Linked DNA regions of Mus musculus: region 2 is linked to region 1. A link is a loop called in an ENCODE intact Hi-C map of the cell type or tissue named here. Cell type or tissue: left cerebral cortex. All regions are shown on one strand.

Region 1 (8,000 bases):
GATGCGGGACCTTCAGGGTTGTCTTGCTTGCCCTGGGCATGGGCTCCTTGACAGCTGTGTCCTCTGGTGAGCCAGAATCTAGTGAATTACTACATGTCTCAGAGCTGGTGCCTCTGCTCACTGGTCCTCGATAATCGGCTTCTGTATGAACTATGGAGTCTAGATAGCCCATAGAAATGCTGGAAGCTTCATGCATCCTTGAAATTTCCCCAGCAAACACAGTTTTAAAGGTTTGTTTTTACTTTGTGTGTGTGTGTGTGTGTGTGTGTGTGTGTGTGTGTGTGTGTTTTGATGTACATGTATAAGTTCAGAAGCCAGAAGATACTGTACCCCCTGGAACTAGAATTACCACATGTAATTACATGTAATTGTGAGCTGTTACACATAAGCATTGGCAACCAGACACAGGTCATCTGTAAGAGCAGCAAATGTTCTTAACCACTGAACTAAGTCTACCTCCCAACACAGTTTTTACAAACGGAAAGAAATAAAGTAGACTTAAATTTGTTTGTGCATGTTTGTGTATCCATGTATATATGTGTGTGAGGATATATATGTACATGTATGTGCATGTATGAAATAAAAATGTCAAAGTTGGATGTCTTCCTCAATGATGTGTAAACTTATGTGGGGCATGTGTCTAAGTGTGTATGTACATATGTGTATGTAGAGGCCAAAGGTTGCTATTGAGTGATTTCCTTAATCACTCTGCACTTTATATATTAAGTCAGAGTCCAGCTCACTGATTGGTCTGTTCTTGCCAGCCCTCCTGCCCCAGGGATCACTCATCTCCACCTCCTGAGTACTGGAGTTAGAGGTGAGCCAACATCCCTGCCCTACATTCCCATAGATGCTGGTGGTCTAAACTCTAGTCTTCCTGCTTGCATGCCAAGCATTTTAGCAGCTCGGCTTTCCCTCAAGGCTCTCTCTACCTTATTTTGAGAAAAGGCCTCTCAATGAACCTGGAGCTTACTAATAGGCTAGATTGGCTGGCTGGCATGACCGAGTGTTCCTTCTGTCCCTGCCTTCCCATCACTGGGGTCATAGATGCACACCACCACACTCAGCTATTTTATCTGAGTTCTTCCCCCACCCCCCCACCTCAGGTCCTCACACTTGCACAGGAAATATTTGACTAGTTGAACTAGCAGCCCCGATCCAGGTGATGTTAACTTTAACATTTTGTTTGTTTGTTTAGCTCAATATAGTCAAGGTGTAATGATTTCAGTATCTAGACAGTGTTAAAATATGAAGACATAAGTTTACATTCCTCTTTGAATCCGTCTTCAAAATCTTGTTCACATTTTACATTTACAGCACGTCTTAATTCTCTGTAGCCTTATTTCCAATGAATAATGCTCACATGTGACTGATGGCTGGCATATGGGACAGACTGAAATTTTGTTTTTGCCTATAATGAATCTCTACTTGTTGCTTGGGGCTTTGCAAGTTGGGGGTCTGGTGGGCAAGGCTTAGGTTAGTCCTTGGCTGTGGACAGCATGCAGAGCCTACACTTGAGTTTTTATAGTCTTGCATATCATTGGCAAATTTACAATCCCTATGAATTGCTTACAGCTCCTCCTGACACCATCTCTACCTTCACACCAATAAAGGCAGAACAGGTCCTCATAAATATCTCATTTCCTCGTTATCAGGGCTTGATGCTTCCAATTGTAGCCTCGTAAAAAGGAGGTTGGTAGGCTGAGGAGATGGCTCAGTGGAGGAGAGTGCCTGCTATGCTCTGCGAGGATGAAAATGTGAGTTCAAATTCTCAGCATTGCATATGGCCCCGTGTACCTGTAGCACAGTGGGGGCTCAGTGTGTTTGCTAGTCAATCAAAACGCTGAGCTTCCAATTCAGTGAGAAGGGAATAGGGCAGAGGGTAATAGAGCGGGACACCTGATTCCCTCCCATGGTTCCACAAGTACACACACACACACACACACACACACACACACACACACACACACACTTGTTTGTTATCATGACTATTACCCATTGCTGTGAAAAGTATATATATATATTTATTTTTTAAATTACAACTCCTAATGAGTACGCGTGCTTTGCTATCAAGTCCAACCTGAAGCATACCGCCAACACGCACGCCTGAGGACTAGAGCCTGCTGCTGCTTTATCTCCTCAGCGGGGTTCCCGAAGGAAGTTCATACTCAAGTCTAGGAGACTATTTTAATTGTTCCATATCATAAAAGTTTAATGGGCATTTTGAGGCATCGTATATGGATCCTGTTTGTCACTGAATCTGATGATTGCAAACTAGCAGACGTGTCCTGTGAGCATGGAGCCCTATGGGCCTGGGGCAGGAGGTTCTCCAGGAGCACCTGACACACTAATGAAATGAGATCCTGGGAGCAGGTCAGTGGGGAAGAGCCACCGAGGGGCCTCCTCCTGTGGGCCCTTATAGGTGGTTATAGTCAAGGCAGCCTTCTGGTGTTACAGACACAGGTACCATCTTCTTTCAGAATAAGTACATGATTCCTAGGTCCTCCCCTGGCTCCCCTCAAGTTTATCAGCAGGACAGGAATCGGAGAGAGCTCTCCAAAATCTAACGCAATCCCACTACACATGGTTAAATATACCCTCAGATTTGAGAGTATATTATTGTTTGTTCATTTGCATGTGTGCAGTGCATGCGTGGTTGTGTTTGCATGCATCCTCGTTGGCTTTCTGTTGCTTTGATAAAACACTCTGATCAAAAGCAAGCTGTGGAAATGGCTTTATTCCACATCATGCTTTCAGGTCACAGTCCTTCCCAGAGGGCAATGGGGCAGGAGCTCAGGCAGAGACTGAAGCTGAAGTCACAGAGGAAGTCTGCTTGCTGCTTCATCCCCAGGCTCCTGTTCAGTGGCTGTTCTTCTACAGCCCAGGCCCACCTGCCTATACCAGTGAACTCCAACAGCAACTAAAAGTCACAAAAAATGTCCCCAACACATGACCACGGGCTGATGTGATGGAGACAACTCTTCAGTTGAGTTTCTCTCTTTCCAGTTCCGTCAAGTTGGTGACCAAGATCTGCCATTATATCAAGTGTGTGGGTAGACATGTGTACATGTGTAACTAGGAGCCCAAGGTTAGTGTTGGGAATCATCTTTGATCTCTCTTCTACCTTGTTTCATTGAGACAAGGTCTCGCAATCAAACCCAGAGCTCATTGATAGAGCTGGTCTGTAGCCAACTACCATTCAGGACCCCCTATCTTCGCTTTCTGAGGCTGGATTTATAAGCCACAATTTATACTCATACGGCATTTTACACGGCTTCTGGGATCTGGTCTCTAGCCTCATATTTGTGCGGCGAGCACTTTCACCTCTGGACCATCTCCCAGCTCTTCTAACAGAGTTACGCAGGCTGTCCTGTGTTCTATCCCTGCTGGTTCCTTCCCTCCTCTGCCTGCCTTTTTTCCTCCAATAACTTCTGATTTATGCTCTCCAACTCCACTTCCCCCAAGGCTCTATAACCAAATGCTTCCTCTTTCTTCCTCTGGCTTCTCCTTCATCAAATTTTGATCCACTTCTTTTGTAAAGCCCTCCTTGGGCTCCACTCTCTTCAGGAACCCATCTCCAAGCCCTTTCACCCCACTCCAGGCAGGCACTGGGATATTTATAAGCATAATGCCTGCTTGTGCACCCTTCCTCTGTGCTGCTGCATACCTATTTGGAAACTTCTAAGCCCGACACAGTAGCTGATACTCAGTAGGTGTGCAGATGCTGGTGTCCAGCAAATATCTGTGTTTCTCTGTGAAAGGAAAGAAATACAGAGGAAGGGGCCAGAGGCAGAGACCTGAATCAGCTAAGAATTGCAGTGTGAGGAACAGGGGGAAAACAAAGGCAGTGTCTCCAACAATACTGGGAGTTCTTCCTCTCCCATCTAGTAAGCCTAGAAATGGGCCGCTGGGCTGGTATATGTTTGTGTCTGTCTGGCCTGTTTGTCCCTTGTCATGATCTTAGCAAATGTATATCATCTTCAGGATCACAAAGCAGCTTTGTCTTCCAAGCAGGGACAAGAGGGGTGTATGAGGAATCTAGGACAAAGCAACCAGATGTTGAGACTTCTTCTTAGACAACCACCCAGTACTCTCTGCTTGCCTAACAATCACAGGGACACTGTGATATGGCCTCTGTTACCCCAAGAAGAGCTTGTGAAACATCATCTTAACACACTTGGAGTTCAGTTAAAAAGAATGACATGTATGCCCATGTATATAATATATATATTCACATATGGGACTATACTTCATATATATATGGAGAGGGTTGGTAGGATATGAGGGAAATAGACTAAATACTGGATGGATATATCTTCTGCTTTCCTTGGTGCTGAAAGTATGTAGCTGACAGGAAACAGGGAAGAAAGGAATGGCTTGCTGGGCTCACAATGTGAAGGGTGTGGCCCACCATGGCTTGGAAGGCATGGCATCAGGAGCGAGAAGGCTGGTCACACTGTTCACAGCCAGGACAAAGTGAGAGGTGCTCTGGTCTCTTTATTCTTTTTATTTAGTTCAGGACCACAGTCCCCAGGATAGTGCCACCCACATTAAGGGTGGGTGGTTTTTTACTCCATTAAACCTTTCTGTAGACATCTCAACAGGCACACGCACAGTGTTTCTATGGTGATTTCCATCCAGTCAGGTTGATAGTAGGCTTTATTGTCACAGTGCACAATGCTCCTCACATTGACTCCCATTTTCCTGCCTTGCTTACCCATCCATGTTGGCTACTCAGATGTGGACTACATGAGAGGAGGAGGGACCTTGCCCTCTTGTTAAGTACTGCCTTTTGCCTCTGCCTTGCACCATAGAGCTTTATATCTTGTTCTGTGGATTGGTTCAAGAATTAGCACCAGCAGCTGAGGGCCAGGGATATAATTTACCTGGTAGCATATTTGTTAGTGTGCATGAAGCTCTGGGTTCCATTTTTAGCACCACATAAAACAGGTATAATGGCGCATACCCACAGACACAGAACTGGGGAGCAGGGGGCCTGAGAATCAGAAATTCAAGGCAGAATTCCATAGTTCCTCTAAAGAAAGAGGCAAAGACCTTTTGGCACAGTTAATTTTGCCACACTGCACACCTCCCTTCAATCTCTAGAAATGTTTCTCCCTTTTCTTGCTCATCTCATTGAACAAATTAGCTAATGTGACACTGAGGACTGACCAGCCATTTGTATAGAAAGAAAATCTGGCAGGGCTTAATTTCCATTTGTAATGTACTGTCTTCATTCATTTGATGGGGGTCCCTTCTTCTGTACGTGCCTCGAAAGGAACTTGAGATTCTTTCCCATCTCCCAAAGCACTTGTGAAGGAGGAAGACCGACAAGGATTACTTTGGGAGGCTATAATTCAAGTATGGGACTCTTATTCCCCACCCCAACTTTTGTTATGTGTCAACAGCTGTGGTGAATCAAAAAGTTACCATGGCCCCTACACATGTGGATGGTGTTGGGTGGGGTGTGAGCTGGTGGTGGTGTTGGGTAGGGTGTGAGCTGGTGGTGGTGGCAGAAGTCCCTATCCCTGACTGGCCTGAGTGACACACAGCACACACATTTTTCTCTAGGAAGGCCGTCAGTGTTGCCTGTTTTTCTCTGGCTTCAGTGTCCTTTAATGCAGTCATCCACCAATTATCTGCTGGTAGTTCTGGAAAGGCAGGACTTGACTTCACCCATTTCTGTCTCCCTAGACCCTGCCCTGCCCCGGTGGGTGATAGACATCAGCTGGGTGATTATAAAGAACTGAGTACTCACAGCTGCTGACATCTGAGTGCATTTTATAGGATACACATTGTGATTTTTAAAAAAATCTATTAATGCATTTAGGGATGGGGAGTCAGCTACATGGAAAAGAGTACTTGTAGACCAAGTATGAGGACCTGAACATCCCCGGCACCTATGTAAAAGTCTGGGAGTGGCTGTAATCCTAGTGATGAGGGTAGGTGGAGCTCAAGTTGAGAGGGAGGGTTTCGGGGCTTGCTGGCCAGTTAGCCTAGACAAATAGATAGATAGATAGATAGATAGATAGATAGATAGATAGATAGATAGATAGATAGATAGATAGATAAATGGCAGCTTCCAGGTTCAGTGAAAGATCCTGTCACAAGGGAATAACATGGAGAATGGTTTGCAGGACACCTGGCATCCTCTGGCTTCCACATATACACCCTCCCCCAGATTTCATTTAATCTTTGCAACTACCCCATGAAGCAGGTATTATAATTCCAATTTAATGGAAGGGGGAGCAGAGCCAGGGAGAGATAATGAGCAGCCAGGCTGGCTAAGTGCACGGTCAGTGTGGAGCCATGCCAGATTTATCACTAGGTAGTAGTATCACGTCTGAGCCAACCTGCTTCACCCCTGCACCATGGAAGACACTATTCATTTTTTATGACAATTGGACCAGGAAGCAGAGTTCCCTGGCATCCAATTCAGGAACAGCCACTCAGAGAGAACGGCAACCATCTGGGAAACGAACACAAATGGTCAGAAGCTGAAGAGATGTCGGATACTGAGCTGCAGTTCCACTGGATAGAGGAGCCCTCTCTGTTCTGGGTGCAGGATGGTGTTCCCTCAAGGAACTACCACAGCTGTCTCCATCAGCACAGATTACCCTGAGCCATCCTTACTTACAGATGGTCCAGGCAGGTGGGTATGGTGCTGGAAAGGAAGGAGGGGGAGAGACAGCACATGCTTGGAGATTCACACTTCACCTACTTAGTTTTTGCCAATTAAGGTCATTCAAAAATGGAGAAAGTGAAAGACGGGCTCCTGTCATCGTTATATAAAAGCATCTTAACTCCTTCTGTGAATGGGACAATCGTAGCAGAAAAGTGAAGAATCCATTAAATTGAGTTCTGATAGCTCACAGAATGAAATACTATGTCCTTCCATTGTTCAGTTTTCACTGTGGAGACTCCACCAGCCATCAGTGAGAACTGCTTTAGCAAAGGAGGAGAAGAGGAGGAGAGCCACTCCAAGCTGTGTTTGGGTGACCTTGGGCAGATCATCTGGAGGGTTTGGTCTTTGGTTTCCTTTTCTGTGCTTGGGGGGGGGCACTGTGGAGAGGCAGGGTACCCAGGACCTAGAGAAGGAGTTTGGGACATACCAAGAGCTTTATAAGGCATTATTTTCATTATGAGTTCAAGCAGATCACAGCTGACATCTTCTGGAGGCTTCAATAAACTCAAGTTGGGGGTGGGGGGGATGTCTTAGTCACTATAGTACTTGCTCTGCACACATAAGGACCTGGGTTCGAGCCTCAGAGCCCACTAGGAAGAAAAGCTGGGGGGGTGGATGATATGCCTTTTTAGTCCTCGCTCTAGAGAAATGGAAACATTGTTTCCCTGGGTCTTGCTGGCTAGCCAGCCTAGCCTACTTGGCAAGTTCCATGTCAGAGAGATCCTGTCTCAATGAGCCACCAAAGTGGATGGTGCCCAAGGAACAATTGCTGAGGTTACTCTGGCCACACACACACACACACATACACACTAGTATACATGCGAACACACATACACACACACACACACACACACACAGAGAGAGAGAGAGAGAGAGAGAGAGAGAGAGATCAATCCCCTTTCATAAACCTACATCATGAGAAAGTGAACTGATACTCATGAAGTGCAGAAGTCTATTTTAAGCAGCACGCAGCACCCCGGCCTCCTCTTAATTGTGCCCATGATCAGGAAGCTCTGCTGCCGGCTTAGTGACTAATGATGGCAGCCGCTGCACTAGTTAACAGGGGACCAATGATGCTCCCCTCCCATAGCACCCATGAAGAATTGAACTGAGCAAGCTTCAGTTTTCCTAGAAAACTGGGTAACCAACTCCAGGAATGCTTTCTCCACAACCCATCACTCACAGAAAGGGACCATTGTTATCCTCTATGATAATTCTGCCTTAACCAGCAAGCTACCTGCCGTGGTTCAATTCCTCACTGGCAACTTGGACACCCCCTACCCCATGGTTAGCTTTGAGCCTAGAAGGGCACATC
Region 2 (8,000 bases), 170 kb before region 1:
TAAACTGGCATCTCACTCCTGGGAGGATAACACTCTTTCTTCCTTAAATTTTATTTGTATGGTTAGGGATGAAGCTCAGGTGGTAGCACGCTCGCTCGCTTAGCACACATAGAACCCTGATCTGTGTGGAGGCCAAAGGGAAATCTCACACATATTCCTCAGGTAGCATTCACCTCATTCTTTTTTTGTTTCTTTTGTTTTGCTTTTTATTAACAGCATTTTAAAAAATATTTTTTATTACGTATTTTCCTCAATTACATTTCCAATGCTATCCCAAAAGTCCCCCATACTCTCCCCCCCACTCCCCTACCCACCCATTCCCACTTTTTGGCCCTGGCATTCCCCTGTACTGGGGCATATAAAGTTTGCGTATCCAATGGGCCTCTCTTTCCAGTGATGGCCGACTAGGCCATCTTTTGATACATATGCAGCTAGAGTCAAGAGCTCCGGGGTACTGGTTAGTTCATAATGTTGTTGTACCTACAGGGTTGCAGATCTCTTTAGCTCCTTGGGTACTTTCTCTAGCTCCTCCATTGGGGGCCCTGTGATCCATCCAATAGCTGACTGTGAGCATCCACGTATGTGTTTGCTAGGCCCCAGCCTAGTCTAACAAGAGACAGCTATATCAGGGTCCTTTCAGCAAATGCTTGCGAGTGTATGCAATGGTGTCAGCGTTTGGAAGCTGATTATGGGATGGATCCCTGGATATGACAGTCTCTAGATGGTCCATCCTTTTGTCTCAGCTCCAAACTTTGTCTCTGTAACTCCTTCCATGGGTGATTGTTTCCAATTCTAAGAAGAGGCAAAGTGTCCACACTTTGGTCTTCGTTCTTCTTCAGTTTCATGTGTTTTGCAAATTGTCTTATATCTTGGGTATACTAAGTTTCTGGGCTAATATCCACTTATCAGTGAGAACATATCATTTGAGTTCTTTTGTGATTGTGTTACCTCACTCAGGATGATGCCCTCCAGGTCCAACCATTTGCCTAGGAATTTCATAAATTCATTCCTTTTAATAGCTGAGTAGTATCCATTGTGTAAATGTACCACATTTTTTTTGTGTCCATTCCTCTGTTGAAGAGCATCTGTGTTCTTTCCAGCTTCTGGCTATTATAAATAAGGCTGCTATGAACATAGTGGAGCATGTATTAACAATATTTTTATTAGATATTTTCTTAATTTACATTTCAAATGCTATCCCGAAAGTCACCTATACCCTCCCCCCACCCACCTACTCCTGCTTCCTGGCTCTGGCATTCCCCTGTACTGGGGCATACAATCTTCACAAGACCAAGGGCATCTCCTCCCATTGATGGCCGACTAGGTCATCCTCTGCTACATGCACAACTAGAGACACAACACTGGGGGTACTGATTATTTCATATTGCTGTTCCACCTATAGGGTTGCAGATCCCTTTAGCTCCTTGGGTACTTTCTCTAGCTCCTCCATTGGGGGCCCTGAGTTCCATCCAATAGATGACTGTGAGCATCCACTTATGTGTTTGCCAGGCACTGGCATACATTCCCCTCATTCTTATGAGAAGGCATCTCTCACTGACTCTAGACTTACCTAATAGTCTAGGCTAGCCAGTCAGCAAGACTCAGGAATCCTCCTGTGTCCACCCCCTCAGCTGACATGCCTTTTTTTAAAATGTGAGTTCTGGTGGATTTAGTTCAGGTCTTCTGCATGCAAGGCAAGCACGTTACTGACTGAGCCATCTCCTCAGCCAGACTTTATTTTTCATTAGGATATCCCAGCATGCTGAAGTGGCATATCATTGTGATTCTTGATTTCTGTTGTTCTTCTGTGCCTAGGATGGTTTAATTTTAAGTGCTGTCTTGATTGGGCCACTAGATCCATAGATAGGTGGTTAAATGTTCCTTTCTGGGTGTGTCTGTGAGGGTGTTCCCAGATAGGGGAACACCAGAATAAGTGGATGGAAGGAATAAAGGATTCTCGAGGGTATGTGAGGTCATCTAGTTTATTGAAGGCTTAGATAGAGTCTAAAAGCAGAGGGGGCTTGAGCTAGTTCTGCTTGACCCCTTGAGCAAGGGCTTCCTGATTCCCGGGAGAGGTTCCCACACCATCAGCTCTCTGACTCTCAGGAGTTCACACTGTGCTGACTCCAGCCTCTGAATCTCCAGTTTGCTCATAGTTCATCATGGAACTCAGCCTTCATCTTCAGCAATCGGGGAAGTGAGCAGACAGGCCCCACTGGTCCTGTTCCTCTAGAACCCCAGCTAATATGACAGTGATTATGTCTGAATGTGACATGTCTCCCATAATACTCAGCATTTGACCACTCATCTCCAGGTAGTGACACTGCTCTGAAAGGCTCTAGAATCTTCAGGTGGTAGAACCTTCCTGGAGGAAGTGAGTCACTTGAGTTTTATAGCCTAGACCTACCTTCTGTCTTAAGATGCAATATGACCAGCCAGGTTCCTGTGCCCGTGGCTGTTGTTGTGACATTCTCACTACAAGGGAATTATTTTAGACATAAAGTTCAGGGCTGATGGTCCATCTACTGTCAGGGGCCTTGAGGTCTGTGTTTGCATTTCTCTAATGACCCTGAATGCTAAGTATTTTTTTTTCCTGAGCATATAGGCTATTTCTATGTAATTCTAGGAGAAACACTGACTGAAGTTCTTTGATCATTCCTAAATTCAGTTATCTTTTAGTTGTTGAGTTGTGGCACTTCTTTGTATATCCTGGGCACTTGTCTCCCCGTACGTGCAGGATTTAATTCATAGAGACGACTGGATGATAAGAAGCCAGTGCCTTCAAAGTGGGGAGGGGACACACCACATCACAGGGCCACAAGGGGCATGGAGCACCAGGCTGGGAGAGAGGACTAGGTAGGAAGCAGAGGACTCTGCAAGCAAAGTAGGGCAGGACAGAGCAAACAGCCAAGGAGAAGCCATCTTGAGTAACACCACTGGACATCAGGCTGGCCTGATAGCTGATACCCTAGGATGATTTAGAGTGATATTGGCTTAGGCAGTGCTATGAGAAGGTGAACAGTGGGCCAGCCTTTGGTCTGCACTTGAAGGGAGTTCCTGGGAAGCTGAGCGGCAAGGGCTGTATGCATTCTTTGGCTGCTAGCTCAATCTGACTCGTGGCTACAGAGTAGATGGGCAGACTCTAAGAAAGCACGGAGCAGTGCTGTTGTGGTTCCACTATGGTGCCGTGAGTAACAACCTGAGCAAATGCAGCTCAGAGGCACGAAGCAGTGCCCTGGCATCTGTTGTGGTTCCACTATGGTGCCGTGAGTAACAACCTGAGCAAATGCAGCTCAGAGGAGGAAAAGAGACTCTTCCAGCTTGCAATTCCAGACCACAGTCCATCGTTGTGAGGACTCGAGGCCAGAATTCAAGGCACAAACTTGAAGGCAGGCCTGCTTGCTTTTCCATACAACACTACCTTGGAAAAGAAACTCACGGCACAGCAAAAGCCATCCAGTAGGAACTGTGGAGGATGCTGGATACGAGCTGGCTCTTCAGGCCAGCGTATTCTCAACCAGCTTTCACGTAGAATTCAAAATCATCTGCCCAGGGCACTGAGCCTATGGGGATGGCTCGGCCTCTTGTATCAATTAGCAGTCAAAGCAATGCCCTCATAGACATGCCCACAGGCCAGCCTGATGGAGACAATTCCTCAGTTGAGACCTTCCTTTCAGATGACCCTAGGCTGTGTCAGATTGACAGTTGAAGCTAAGCAGGACAACCCAGAACAGATGGAGCACTGGCTGGAGCACTGGCAAACATGGTCTCCTATTAGGTAGGTTGTCTTCACTTTGGTACACAAAAGTTTTAAACTTTCATGAAGTTTATTTCATCTGCTTTCCATTTGACTTCTGGCCTTTTCACATCATCCCTAGACACCCATTGTAAAAATCTAAGACAGTGAAGACTCATCCCTGTGTTTTCTTGTAAGCATTTTATTACCTGGTTCATGCAAGTAGGTCTCCGTTCCTACTTTGTGTGATGGATGATGTGTGATGGAAGTTGAAAAACTTCCACAGAGGAGAGAAATAAAGGCAAGGTCTATGAAGAATCAATGTGCTGATCACCGATCACAGGTTCACACCCTTCCCAGTTCTACCTCAAGGAATTAATCCTGCAGATATGCAAACAACGCAGGTAGAGACCTTCATGCCTCCATACCCTGAGCAAATACATGTTTATACCGCACATATACACTATTACACATGCACACACTCTCTCTCTCTTACACACACATATACACACACACAGTCTCTAGCTCTCTCTGTCTCACACACACACACACACACACACACACACTCACAGCCTCCTGTTGAGGGAAAAGGCAGAGAAGGAAGACAAGAAAACAGCCTCCCCTGGTTATCACGTGACTACTGACTCACTTCATTACCTGGCTCCTCGTGGCTACTAAGGCACTAAATAGTCACAGCAGAGCTGTGATCTATGGCCACAGATCAAAGCCTCAAACTGGTCCCCAGGAAGCTGAACTAATGGCCCTTGCTTTGGTCACCCAGGAATGAGCAAACATCACATGGAAGGTTTGGACAACTAGAGTCTCAGTGGAGAGACGCTGTAGAAGTCCTCTCCCTGGAGAACGACAAGTCTGAGGGACGCTGTGGCTGCTGTCCTTCCAGTGAGGTAATATGAAGTCTGCCACCACACACTTCGTATTGCTGTCCTTGGGCGATGGGGCACAGGAGCCTTTGAGAGGAACACCTTTGATGTGCAACCTCAGTTCTGTCTTGTAGCTCGGGGATGGGGGGACTCAGATACAGATGAGACCTTTGTCACCTGCGATTGACTCTTGGCACATTTGGAAAGTGTGCCCTTGCCTTTAACTGGTTCTAAAGCTGTCTGCCTTGACATTTCCCACCAGCCCTTAGGAACACCGATGCAGTTTTATCCAGCCTTTCTGAAAGGGTACTTTTTCTCTCTTAATTCTCCAGAAAAAAAAATCATTTGGGGGCTGGGCATGGTGGTACATACCTTTAACTCCAGCACTCGAGAGATAGAAGCAGGTGGATGTCTGTGAGTTCCAGGCCAGCCAGGGCTACACAGAGAGACTCTGTCTCAACAGCAACAAATTGTTTTGGGATCAGTAAGTTGTCTCAAGCAGGAAAAGCTACTACAAAGCCACTAAGCCTGACAACCTGTGATTGATCCCCAAACACACTCCTCTGACATCCACATCTGCACCATGGCAGGCACCCATGCATCCATTCTCACAGAACAAACTAAAATGCTATGCAAATTAAAAAGAAAAAAATGTCAGGGACCTATGCGATGGTTTTGTGAGTAAAAGTTGCTACTGAGTCCTGATGTGCTGAGTTCAACCTCTGGAACCCACGTAAGAACAGAGTTAAAGAACAAAGCTCCTTCTTTTTTTTTTTTTTTTTTGAGAATGTGCAGGTACTTTATTGCTCACCTCTCACACCAAACACACCTCCAGCCACTTTCTTTCACAGCTTGACAGTGTTTACATGTACAAAAACCCGGCAGAAACAAAGCTCCTTCTAAAGGTTCTCCTCTGGCTTCCACACTCACCTGCATTCACAAATGCACCCCTCAACACACACACACACACACACACACACACACGCACGCACGCACGCACGCACGCACGCACGCACGCACGCACGCACGCATGCACACGCGCACACACACACACGCGCACACACACACACACACACACACAGAGGCACGCATGCGCACACGCACATGCACACACACACACACACACACACACACACACACACATGCACACACTCACACGTGCGCACACACATACACACGCACACACATACACACACACACACACACACACACACACACACACACGTGTGCACATGTGCACACATGTGCATACATGCACCCAAATTTAAAACTTTGGGGGGAGAGCCGAGGAGATAGCTCAGTGACTGCAGTGCTTCCCTTACAAGCACAGGGACTCACTTGGGAAGCAAGCCTGTGTATCTATGCCAGCCTCAAGATTCTCAAAGAATACAGTGCTATCAGCCGTGATAAAATTGTAGTTGAATGTTGTCATAGATCTACTGGATCTTGCTAGGTAAACATACAAATCAGTTGAGGATTGCCTTTCATTGGTATGCTGGGTCCTCTGAGGATGTAGTAGCAGATGCCCTTGGAGGCCAGACTCCTGGGTCTTGGATCTGGTCCTCTTGGTGCTTTGGTTTCCTCCTTTGTGACTAGAAGACAACAGCCATGCTCATCCCCTGCCCTTATCAAGAGGATTGACTTATAAAAAGTACCGAGGGGTAACCCATTCCTGGTACTGGTACTTCTGAGTTGGTACCAAGCAGGACATGTATGATTACCCCAAATCTGAACATCCTTTGGCATGGGTTTCTCACCATTGGCCCAGCTTCACCTCTCTCATCCCCCACCATCTGGGGCTATGAGGCACAAGGTACGGGAGAACGTGTATGACTGGTAGGACCAGTAAGGACAGATATTCTTGAAAGAAAGAGAGCAAGGAAACAGAGAGCCCTCTTGGGATGGTCAGTGCCAAGAAGTGCTAGCCACACTGGCCTGCGTCTGACACTTTCTATTCTCATGGCCTCTGCCCTCCACACTGGCCTGTGTCTGACACTTTCTATTCCCACCTGTCCTCCTGGTCCTGCTCCCCTTCTCTCCCCTCATGTGCATCTGCTTTCTCCTTTCTTCACTCTACATGCCTGTACTGGCTAGTTTTGTGTCAACTTGACACAAGCTGGAGTTATCACAGAGAAAGGAGCTTCAGTTGGGGAAGTGCCCCCATGAGATCCAGCTGTGGGGCATTTTCTCAATTAGTGATCAAGGGGGAAAGGCCCCTTGTGAGTGGTGCCATCTCTGGGCTGGTAGTCTTGGTTCTATAAGAGAGCAGGCTGAGCAAGCCAGGGGAAGCAAGCCAGTTAAGAACATCCCTCCATGGCCTCTGCATCAGCTCCTGCTTCCTGACCTGCTTGAGTTCCAGTCCTGACTTCCTTGGTGATGAACAGTAATGTGGAAGTGTAAGCTGAATAAACCCTTTCCTCCCCAACTTTGCTTCTTGGTCATGATGTTTGTCCAGGAAGAGAAACCCTGACTAAGACAATGCCTTCTTGCTATTTTCCTAAATTTTTGTTTCCCCCAAACCATCTTCTTCAAACACTCTAAGGGATACTAAAACGTGTCATTTCTGGGGAGCCGGAGTGTCGAGAAGCAGGAGTTTTCATGTATGGCTTTTCATATGGTACCGTGTTTAAGGTCACACTGCAGTTGTCTCTCTTTACCTACATTCCACTTCCAGTGGTTTTAGTGTTCATGGCTGACCATGCTCAAAAAGATGAGCTGCAAAATTTAAGAAACAAGCAATTCGTGACTGTTTATTGCCTGACATTAAACATGATGAAATATCATGTCGCTCAGCTCTGCCATGCTTGGGACATGAGTCATAGCATTGTCCAGTGCATCCTTCAGCTGTCAGTCATTTCAGTAAGAGACTGGCAGTTGGGGCACTGCAGTCAGACTACCTTTGTTTAATTGATAACATCCCCAGGTCATAAGAATTCTGCTAATTTTATTATAGTTATTATTATAATTATTTTATACATTTACATTATATAAATACACATATTTGAAGAAAAAGAGGGACACACACGCACACACACACACATGAGAGAGAGAGAGAGAGAGACAGAGAGAGAGAGAGAGAGAGAGAGAGAGAGAGAGATTCAGTATGTAGTTTGAGGATGCCCTTGAACTTCTGATGCTCTGCCTCCACCTCCCCCGTGCTGGCATTGTAGTAATGCCCCACCATGCTGAATTATGCTATACTGCAGAGGGCACCCAGGGCTTATGTATGCTAGGCAAGCGTTCTACCAACTGACCCATAGCCCCAGCCTGTTGTTTTATTTTCTGTTATTGTTATTATTATTCATCTCTTATTGTGCTAATTAATAAATTAAGCTTTACCATAGGCACATGCAAGATGGTTTTACACACACACACAGAAAGAG

The links. Peaks named below come from ENCODE experiments on the same cell type or tissue, not always from the same donor. Only the 100,000 strongest peaks of a DNase experiment are listed, where the experiment ranks them.
Region 2: it touches region 1 in a loop (4-fold over the local background); 7 of 42 quality-filtered maps call a loop at or near these places.

The regions. Positions count from the first base shown.
Region 1 is chr1:125,773,739-125,781,738 of GRCm38, forward strand. The region is part of intron 1 of Gpr39 (G protein-coupled receptor 39); the gene reads left to right. Among named protein-coding and RNA genes, the nearest start is that of Gm41943, 64 kb to the right of the region's middle. In left cerebral cortex, no CTCF peak of the experiment used is centred here; DNase peaks (open chromatin) are centred at 4,544 and 6,656.
Region 2 is chr1:125,608,542-125,616,541 of GRCm38, forward strand. No RefSeq gene overlaps it. Among named protein-coding and RNA genes, the nearest start is that of Slc35f5, 52 kb to the left of the region's middle. In left cerebral cortex, no CTCF peak of the experiment used is centred here; no DNase peak of the experiment used is centred here.